Regions from separate parts of the Homo sapiens genome. Here regions 1 and 3 are each linked to region 2. Evidence: chromatin contacts called from ENCODE Hi-C or POLR2A ChIA-PET data. All regions are on one chromosome and are shown on one strand. The core of a region is the stretch at or near the end of the contact, and the rest is flanking DNA. Distances in the headings are between cores, read along the strand shown. Region 1 holds the start of ATP7A (ATPase copper transporting alpha). Region 2 holds the start of FGF16 (fibroblast growth factor 16). Region 3 holds the start of ATRX (ATRX chromatin remodeler).

Evidence for each region. A loop is a pair of places that touch in the nucleus more often than their neighbours do. ChIA-PET counts read pairs that join two places held with the same protein, here RNA polymerase II (POLR2A). Pooled maps may share reads with other maps.
Region 1: a loop to region 2 is called in a map with no recorded cell type, with 4 times the contacts of the local background. The contact joins the promoter of ATP7A here to the promoter of FGF16 in region 2. A Hi-C loop is called at or near these places in 1 of 37 single-sample maps with no recorded cell type and 4 of 50 pooled maps. POLR2A ChIA-PET finds 5 or more read pairs at or near these places in 1 of 52 experiments (activated T-cell).
Region 3: a loop to region 2 is called in a pooled map, with 5 times the contacts of the local background. The contact joins the promoter of ATRX here to the promoter of FGF16 in region 2. A Hi-C loop is called at or near these places in 4 of 37 single-sample maps with no recorded cell type and 2 of 50 pooled maps. POLR2A ChIA-PET finds 5 or more read pairs at or near these places in 1 of 52 experiments (activated CD4-positive, alpha-beta T cell).

Annotation. Positions count from the first base shown.
Region 1 is chrX:77,909,305-77,912,714 of GRCh38, forward strand. It overlaps ATP7A (ATPase copper transporting alpha), which reads left to right and starts at 1,389. Exons shown (of 23, transcript NM_000052.7): 1 at 1,389-1,531.
Region 2 is chrX:77,445,852-77,448,995 of GRCh38, forward strand. It overlaps FGF16 (fibroblast growth factor 16), which reads left to right and starts at 1,538. Exons shown (of 3, transcript NM_003868.3): 1 at 1,538-2,097. The coding sequence starts at 1,824. RefSeq lists enhancers at 436-625, 2,571-3,072.
Region 3 is chrX:77,784,528-77,788,037 of GRCh38, forward strand. ATRX (ATRX chromatin remodeler) reads right to left here and starts at 1,689. Exons shown (of 35, transcript NM_000489.6): 1 at 1,455-1,689. The coding sequence starts at 1,474. RefSeq lists a silencer at 1,303-1,352 and enhancers at 1,453-1,562, 1,573-1,762.

The sequences.
Region 1 (3,410 bases), core at 139-2,638, 460 kb after region 2:
TAATTTTAAATGTTGCCTGTCAAGGCTTAATAGGGACTTGACAACAGCTAGGATGGAAATTATTTCAACACTTAAATATGCTTACTTTGTGCCGGACGCTGTTCTAAGTCTTTTACAAATATTTACTTGATATTTGTATTTTGTGTACTATTTTGATTTCTGCAACATTATTAGGCTTCATACTCTTCTGTGGGAACTGGGTTCAAATGGTTCCAGATGAAAATACAAATAGTCCTGTGATTAGTTTTGTTCTACATCTTATGACAGATACTTCATGAAAGGAAATATGAAAAGGCCACATCTTGCTTTGAAATAAGTGAGATGGAGCCTCTCCCTCTTTTTACTGTTAATGTTCATAGTTTTAAAAATCCTAGAATTTTGCTGCTTTTCAAAATGTTAAGTTGGAAAGCAAGAATAAAATGACCCTTTTTTCAAATGTTTTCTGTACCATTTATTGCATTGTTTACATTTTATGCATCTCATTTCTAAATGAACTCATGGTAACAGAGACTGTAACACTTTTGCATCACCGGAATCTTCTAGGTGTGTAAAATGATGGACGAGTGAATGAATAAATGGGGGAGTGGTTCAGAGCTTGGAATGGCGCTATGAAGGTGGTGAAGTGACGTCCCTACCCCCTCAACACACATATAAAAATTATGAATTTATAAACATTTTCCTCTTGATGTAATTTTTCAATGGAGGGAAGAGGATAAATTCATAGTTCTGGCACTTACATCTGGAATTAGGCTACACAGTCTACGGGAAGCAAGTTAACACAGTCTAACAGATGCACGTGAATTTCATGCTGGGCGAAGATGAACTATGTGGAAGATGACTTATAAGGAGCTTTTATGTTACATCTTGGCAGTTAACACAGTCTAACTGATGCACGTGAATTTCATGCTGGGCGAAGATGAACTATGTGGAAGATGACTTATAAGGAGCTTTTATGTTACATCTTGGCAGTTAACACAGTCTAACAGATGCACGTGAATTTCATGCTAGGCAAAGATGAACTATGTGGAAGATGACTTATAAGGATCTTTTATGTTACATCTTGGCCTGAGGTTAGGAAACTAAAGATGACAAAGGCACTGTTTTAGTATGGGTTTTCTGGTTTCGCTTTTGTCGTGGGGGCGGGGTGGGATAGTGGACTCGTACCCTAACAAAGACCCACTCGAGGCTGCGTGTCGGCCCGGGGGCAGCAGGGGGCAGGAGAAGCTGGCTCTAGACCACGCGTTCCTTTTCACGTGACCAGTCGCTCTCTTTCCCGTGGCGGCCCTGCTTCCGGCAGGGGCATCACCCGGAAGTGGGGGTAGTCGAGGGAGGGAGGGGTAAAGGCGGCTGGCCGCCGCGGCGGGGGGTGGGAAAAGAGAAGCAGAGGGAGGAGTTGTTGCTGCCGCCGCCGCAGCCGCAGCTACTGTGACTTCTCCGATTGTGTGAGCTTTGTTGGAGCCTGCGTACGTGGATTTATCGCTGCCACGGTCTGCGTAGCTCCAGAGGTTTAACCATAGGATAGAGAAACCAGGTAAGTCCTACATTGGCTTCCCGTCGTCCTTTCTCCTGGAGGGGGTCTTCTGTGCTGTCAGTTTGTACTACGAGTGTGGTGAGAAGGTCATGTTAGTCTGGGGCAGTCTCGAAAGTTTCACTTATTCACAATTCAGGTATTAACTACATTTATGTTTTACCTCCCCTAACAGGGGATAGAGGAGGGGAAATTAAATCCTGACCTGTGTCACTTTCTTGTACCCTCTTGGAGAGAATGTCCTGATCATCCATGGCCTACGTTACCCAATTAATTGAGGGTACAAGAAAGTTTGTGTTTGGCATTGAAAGTCACATGGACTGGGGTCTTTGCTTAGTGACACCTCTTTATACTTTGGAAGCTAAGGTTACTAAAATGACCATAATTGATGAAATAATAATTGAAAAATAGATATTTGGCTTCTTGTCTTGCTCTGGGAGCGTAAGGTAAACTGAGAGAACTCTTGTTTCCACTTAGTTTTGTTCATTGTGCCCCCTTTCCAGTAAAGTTACTGTCCATTGTCCGACCCTGTGGCATCTTATCTTTGACACTTTTCTTCGTTGTAGACGTTGAGATTATCTTAAGCACAAACACTTATCGTTTCACAATTCAGCGTTTGTCCAGGATCTGATCTTTATTTTAATCACAGACTCTTTATCTACAATAGTATGGCTTTGTATTGAGAATATGTGCAGAACATTGAATTAGATGATACTGAGGTTATTAATTTTTTTTTTTTTTTGCCGGGTGCGGGGGGGTGGTGGGGAGGGGGTGATGCACAAGAAATAAGACAGAGTTCCTGGCCTCAAAAGAGTTTACTTACAGTAGGCTGGGCGCAGTGTCTGACACACCTGTAATACCAACACTTTGGGAGGCCGAGGAGGGTGGATCACCTGAGGTCAGGAGATCGAGACCAGCCTGGCCATCATGGCGAAACCCTGTCTTTACTAAAAATACAAAAATTAGCTGGGCGTGGTGGCGGGCGCCTGTAATCCCAGCTAGTCGGGAGACTGAGGCAAGAGGATCGCTTGAACCTGGGAGGCGGATGTTGCAGTGAGCCGAGATCGTGCCACTGCACTCCAGCCTGGGCTACAAGAGCGAAACTGTCTCCAAAAAAGAAGAAAGAAAAATAAACAGTTTACATACAATTGAGTCCGAATTGAGTCAGTTGAATTCAGCTATGAAGACAACGGTTTCTAGCAGCCCCACTGACTGAATTACTAGGTTGCTTATCACATCCTTTTCAATGGTTATTTTTGAACTGGCATTTTATTATATTTAACATTTTCTGGTGTCTAAGGTCATGACATGAGAGAGTTTTTTTTGTACTTGAGGATCTCAATGTAGTAGGAAAGAAAGATACACGATTACCTAAACATTTAAAAAATCTCACTAACGTTATATATTAGAAACAGGAGGTGTTATGAGAGTGCAGGGAAGGGAGCATGTGAACTGGGCTTTGAAAAATAGATAGGATTTAGCTTTGCAGGAATGGAGGAAGAGGAAGACATCTATCTGGACTGATAGATAGAAGAAATAATGTGAGCAAAGCCATGGGGGTCTGGAAAGTTGCCCGACATCCAGTAACACACTGTAAGTCAATATTCCTATTTCTAACAGCCACATCTTCCAAGATGTCACTGATTAAAATTAGAAAAAATATAGAATACAAAACTAGTCAGCTCACAAACATATCCAACTGCCCTCCAGCCAATAAGAAAGCTTATATAGAGAAAAAAATACATGGAAATGACAAAAGCAATGTTAATGTATGAGGCTTAATTCTGATGTAAACTCAAATCTAAAAGAGAAAAAATGTAAAACTCGCTATACTTTAATTCTGATTGAGTGTTGTGCCTTAAATATAATTTGGAATCATTTT
Region 2 (3,144 bases), core at 288-2,787:
GCACCTCAGATTATTTCTGAGTGTGCCTATTATGTGCCGCATCTTGTGCTTGGCTTCAGAGGTTCTGTCTGAGCTGCAGAGGCACAACAGTACCAAGCCACAATACTCCCAAACGAGAATTGCTACGGTTCCAGGGGAGTGAGCTCAGGGTGCACGTGGGAGCCCAGGAGTAGGACCCTGAATTGCACTAAGTGAATTGAGCGGAATCGGTTTTCTCATCTCATGGTGACCCTGAGTTCAAAGTTGCCACGAGACTAGGGGTCGCCAGCAGGAGGCGCTGCAAAGAGAGGGGATGGCGCGGGGCTCCCTGTGTTCAGTTTCTCCTGAGGGAGCCTGGGAAGGCAGCCATCGCCGGCTGCGGGTGAAAACCAAGTAACAACACCCTTTCACAGGCGATCGGGACGCCGAGTGCCAGGGCCCAATAGGTGCCCCAGGATTCAGGTTCGGGGCACAGGTGCAGGGGTGCAGGGCAGGTCTGGCACCTGCTCCCCAGGACTTCTGGACGCTGCCCGTTGACCTGGCTGCCGCCGGTTCCTGTCCCAACTGCCGCTCTTCCTGATAGAATATCTCGGAGCAAGGCACTGGACAGAACGAGGAAACACCTGTTTCCAACAAGAAACGAGGTAGGGGGGAAGCCCCCACCAGGCTTCCAATGGCCTCTCATTGAGCTTGCTCTCGAGAGCCTCTTAAAAGCGCGCCCAGAAAGCCAGCGGAGATCATTTTTCAAAAAGATCGCTTTCTATTTCTTACTCCCCCTCTCCTTTTCCTAAGCCTAAGCTGTAACGTCTCTTTCTTTAAAAAAATAAAAATTCATCTTTCCTCTGAGGGGTTTCCCGCTCCTCTCAGACCCCGTAAGGCCCTCCCCTTGGAATCTGCAAGGACCACCACCCCCAACCCCAAATTTTGCAACTGCATTGGCTTCCAGGTTTTTCACTTCCTCGGTACCCCGCCAACCTATACAGGTAGGAATTAGGACTTGGGGGCCGTGGAACAAAGAAACCAGGGAGTCCCTGTCCCGGGTCAGATGCCCTTTCCGCAGCCTCCGACCAACTGGGGAACAAGAGGAGATCAGGAGCATGTGAACCCCCCAACTCCCGTCTCATGGCACTTTCCAAAGGCTAGCACAGCAGCCCGAGGACGCGTGGGAGGTGGGGACAGCCCCCGGGCAGCAGACAGACAGACCCCCACGGAACAGGCCTTGAGTGGCCGTGCGCGCCAGCGGCCTCCACGCACTGGGCTCTGTTATTTCATCAGCAGTTTCAGAAGAACCTGCCAAAAGCAGTTATGCCTCACTGCAATGTGTAGCTTTTTCCTGCCATTTTTTCATAATAAAAGAGGGAGTGAAGCTCGCTCGCTCTCTCCCTCCACCCCCCTCTCCCAAAAAGAGCCAAATGGATGCAAGAAAAAAAAAAAAAAAAGAACCCACACACCAATCTCCGAGGGGATGCCAATGAGGTGTGGCTTGTATTTAAATATCCAATATGTCAATGTAAGGGGAGTGGGTATGTATATAAAGTGCCGTTTGCATCTGATAGCTGGACGAAGCCAGCTATGAGAGGCCGGGGGAGATGGATGCGGAGGGGAAGAGGCACTTTGACTGAGAGCAAGGTCAGGAGCACGCTGCCCCGCGCTCCCCGCCACTGAGAAGTTCCTTGGACGCGAACAGACGTCGACTGCAGCTCGGCAGAGCGCGGAGCAAGCGAGCTAGCGAGGGAGCGCCGCCGAACCGCCCGCGCCCGCTGCGGGGAGAGGCAGTTCGCGCCCCGTGGCCCCGGCTCGGCCCGCGCGCGCCCAGCACAACCAGCGCCGCAATCGGCCCAGCCATGGCAGAGGTGGGGGGCGTCTTCGCCTCCTTGGACTGGGATCTACACGGCTTCTCCTCGTCTCTGGGGAACGTGCCCTTAGCTGACTCCCCAGGTTTCCTGAACGAGCGCCTGGGCCAAATCGAGGGGAAGCTGCAGCGTGGCTCACCCACAGACTTCGCCCACCTAAAGGGGATCCTGCGGCGCCGCCAGCTCTACTGCCGCACCGGCTTCCACCTGGAGATCTTCCCCAACGGCACGGTGCACGGGACCCGCCACGACCACAGCCGCTTCGGTGAGGACGCGGTCGGGGGAACGGGAGGCGGGCGGACGGCGCACTGGGGAGCCCACAGCTCCGGGCTCAGGCGTAGGGCCCGCAGACCGCCCCCGGGCTTGGTGTCGTCCGGGCCAGTCGAGGCGAGACACGACGGCGCGGTCGTGGGCCTCTCGACATCAGGGGGCCCTGCACCCTCGGACACTTTCAGGTGGGGGCGGGGGCGCCTTGCGGTGGGGCCTCTCCTTTCGCCGCTCCACAGTATCTCCCCAGGGAGCAAGGGGGTAGTTCTGGGAGCTGGACTCTAAGCCTTGAATGAAAGCAGGTGGAGCTGAGACAGGGGTGGGAGCTCTCGCCTAGGAGGCCGGGACCGTGGCTGCAGCGCGGGCCGAGCCTCGAAGGCAGCAGGGCTGTGGCAGCTGATTTCCTGGAACAGGATCCTGCATGGGCCGTGGGCATGTGAGGCGGTCGGCCGGCACACAAATCGCTTTTGGCCCGTGGGTACCAGGCAGCTGTGGCCTCCGCCTGCCTTGGGGTCGCTCTGTCCAGGGTAGGAGACAATCCAGGCAGCCTGGCACGAATTGGGAATCTAGGAAAACCTCGCGGTGTCCACCGTGTAAGGGCACAAGTCCTGGGGCAGCTTTTGCCGGAAACTACCTCTGGACTCCTTGCCTCAGTGAGGAAACCGTCCTGGGCCCACTCCCAGTCCCAGAAACAGTTGTCTCTTGGGCCCAAAGCAGGAAACGTTCAACCTCCATCCAGGATTGTCTGTTTGCCTGCCACTATACAAACTGTTCAACACAGCTGCCTGTCTCACATATAGAACTAATTACACAATTAATATAAGCCTTGATCTGAGACAAAGATCATTAGGTTTCTAAGCAAATGTGTTCGCTCCTCGGTAATTTGCCATTTTTATTTTCAATTTCCAATTCTATACTAAGACATCATGGGGGGTTCTGTGACAGCTACCTTTGCCCCTCCGCATCCTCCAATGTCCTCTGCTTCCTCCCAAGGACCCTATAATCCAAGAAAGACACCTTTTCCCCAAGCCAGTAAGATGTTCTG
Region 3 (3,510 bases), core at 439-2,938, 340 kb after region 2:
TCCATGCATATGAACATGAGTGCCTGGTAATTACAGGCCAACAAGTTATACTGGGTACCACTTACGTGCCTAATACCCCACAGATAAAGATTTGTTGTATTTGAGCCTACTGACAAATTCAGAAACCAAGGCCACAATCGTGTACACAACTAGAGATCTACAATCTAAGAACTGAAGCATATCTTTCCCCAAGGTAAAGAAAATATAATCTACTGCTTGTTCATGCAGAAATACAGACATACGTATCATAGGCTCATTGCCCAATTCTACATTCTAGCTAAATTGCTCTAAAAACATATGCCAATCTAAGAGTTACTCAAAGGCACATTTCGCCAACTTGAAATGCAATTCTGACCCATGCTCCTTGTAATTTTATTTTGCCACTGGACGCCAAGGATGCATCTCCGAGTAAAAAAATTACTTAATTCACATTGTGGGATGAAAATTCAAATGTCAAACTGAAACGCCAGCCAGCCACCTGGGTAAAAGTGTATACATTTCATATTGACTACCCAAATTTTCAGACCCGTCAAGAGGCAAATCAGAAGCACACAGAAAAACAGCTTCAACCTAATAAACGTGCTTGATTGGTTAAGAGGAGGCCTGCCAGGCATTTTCCCTTGCAATAAATCTTACTTCGCATCAGCCCACGTTAACCTGCCCTTCATCCTTCATGGAATAAATAAGTAAATAAAGATAGGGCCTAATTACTCCTCGAAATTTGCCCAGAAAGTGGGGAAACACTTGAGGTCCCATTAAGGCTGGACATCACAAAAAGTAGTATACTAGGGTCCTCTGGAAGCAAAACCCTGTGTTAAGTCCCCCCTCGCCTAGAAATAAACCCAAGGATATCCTTCAGGATATGGAGTAGAAAAGATACCTAAATACCTGGAACTGCACCACAACCCAATCAAAAAAAGGCTTGTCTCCTGGGGCTGCAGAAAAAAAATCCCGCAGGGCCCGGGTGCTTCCCATCTCCAGCAACCTAAACGCCTCTAAGTCGTCCTGGGATCTCACATCCTCGCGCCCGCCCACCCCTCCCCCTCTTCTCACCCTCCCCCCGCTTCTTCCCCACGCAGTTTCTAGGCCCAAAGATTAGCAAAAATGACCGGGATACCAAAGACCGCCTCCGACTTCGAGGTCTCAATCCCACAGGCACCAAAGAATAAACAGAGGAGCCCGACCAAGCGTCACCGTTTAGGGGAGATTGCAAGAAGCGCCCCATACCCTAGGCCGCGCCCCCCCCACCTCCCCCCACCCCATCCCCACCCCCACCCCCGTCGGAGCCTTGCGCCGATACCCCGAAACCCTTCTCACCTAAAGAGAAAACGATGCCTCTTTCGGCTAAGCAACACACAGGCCTAACCCACCAAGCGAACGCCTTCCCAAACACCCGACTCAGACGGTGCCTGGGCCCAGACCGCTGGGGCCCATGAGACGGGGTTGCGTTTTACCTCATGGGCTCAGCGGTCATGTTTTCGCTTGAACGCCTTGTCGGCTTCTGTGATTGCTGGGCGCCGATCTGCGCTCCCCCGCGCCCGGTTACGATAGAAATGCACTGGAGTCTTAGTCGTCACTGTAGCTGCTGCTGGAACCTCCCCACAGCTCAAAGGCCGCTACCACTGCCACCGCCGCAGGAGCCGCGGAAACAAAGCGACACCGCTGCCGCCGCCATTTTGTTGGGCCGAGGCTCAGGCAGGAGAATTGGCGCGTCCTCCCTCTTTCTCTTTCCGTCAGCCATTGGCTACCTCCTCCAAAGCACAGAGTCTTATTGGCTACGGAAATTCACCTTCTTTGGGGGCCTGTTGCTAAGGCGGTCGACGTCATTTGATCCCCTCCACCTTTTCGCAGGGGGTCCAATTTAGTCCCAATTGACCTGAAAGTGCTAGTGACATAGTTTGACTTTATTTTGAAAATGCTCTTTTGGTCCAACCTCTTTTTTCTTTGACATATTAACGAAGTAATAACAGCAACCTACATTTATTGAGAGTTTACTATATGCTCGGCACTACACTAATCCTTTATCCGGGTTATCTCATTTAATCTTTACACTCTCTGAGGTAGACAAACCTACATTTTCCAGATGAGGAAACCAAGACACAAAGTCCCACAGTAGTGGAGCCGAGATTCACCAGACACTCTTAACCACTAATCTGTATGGCCATCCTATGTAAGTATTTTCTTTCCTATATGCTAGGCTATCATCAAGTTATTTGCTTTCCTAGATGTTTTATACATAATATTTGGCACACCAACATGCTTGGAAATGTATATGTGTATAATATACTTATATATATGTATATGTGTGCAGACGACATAAGACCAACTTGAACGCTGCATAAAATTCTTTCCATATTGAATAAAGTGTCTCTTAGAATACACACACACACACACACACACACACACACACACACACACACACGGGCCATTTCCCCAATTTGATGTGATGTTTAGCTCACAAACCAATCAATTTAGATCTGCTTCCTTCTCATTACAGAGGAAGCTTGGCTGGATGATCTGTAAATGCCTTTCCCGCTTTTATGATCTATAATTTGATTTTACATTGGTAATCTCTGCTAATCACAAACAAGTCCTCTAAAATCTAATCGCTTCGAAATTTATTTCCAAATTTATTCTGCCATGCATGCTTTAGTTCATTCTATTTATTTTTCTTGAAATATGCAAGAGCTCCTGTCGGGGTTAGGTGACAGGGTTGCTGCTTTCTACTGGGATAGCAAGAGGGGAGCCTTTTTTGAATGAAACACTTTGAAAATCTGATAGGCTCAGGCAACTTTTTTTTTTTTTTTTTCTGAGACAGGGTCTAGCTCTGTCACCCAGGCTGGAGTGCAGTGGCGTGACGCAGTTCACTGCAGCCTCGACCTCCTAGGCTCAAGCAATCCTCCCACCTCAGCCTCTCAAGCAGCTGGGACTGCAGGCGCGTGCCATCAAGCCCAGCTAATTATGTATTTATGTATTGGTATAGATGAGGTAGGTCTGTCTGTTGCCCAGGCTGGTCTCAAACATCTAAGCTCAAGCCATCCTCCAACCTCGACCTCCCAAAGTGCTGGAGTTACAGGGGTGAGCCACCGCGCCTGGCCTCAGGCAACTTTTTAATCAACAGACGCCTGTACACATTGCAATTATATCTTTCAAATGTTTGAGTTCAGTTGGCAATTATAGAAACCAGACCTCTGTACCTGCTATACTGATTTTGTCTTGTACACATTAAATATCATTTCAACATACAATTTACAGGAGTCATTTTTTTCTCCTTGGTAAATGCAGTGAATTTGAATGATGTACTCCATCACAAGGCAGCACAGAAATGTGCTTGCTGTTCAACTGACTTCACTATGAGAAAAATAGTAAATAGTCAACATGTTACCAGGTTATTGGCGTTTCGAACAAGGAATTGGACAAAATGCACAAAGCAAGGAAAGAATGAAGCAACAAAAGCAGAGACACGTTGAAAATGAAAGTACACTCCACAAGACTGCAGGAGCTGCCAGA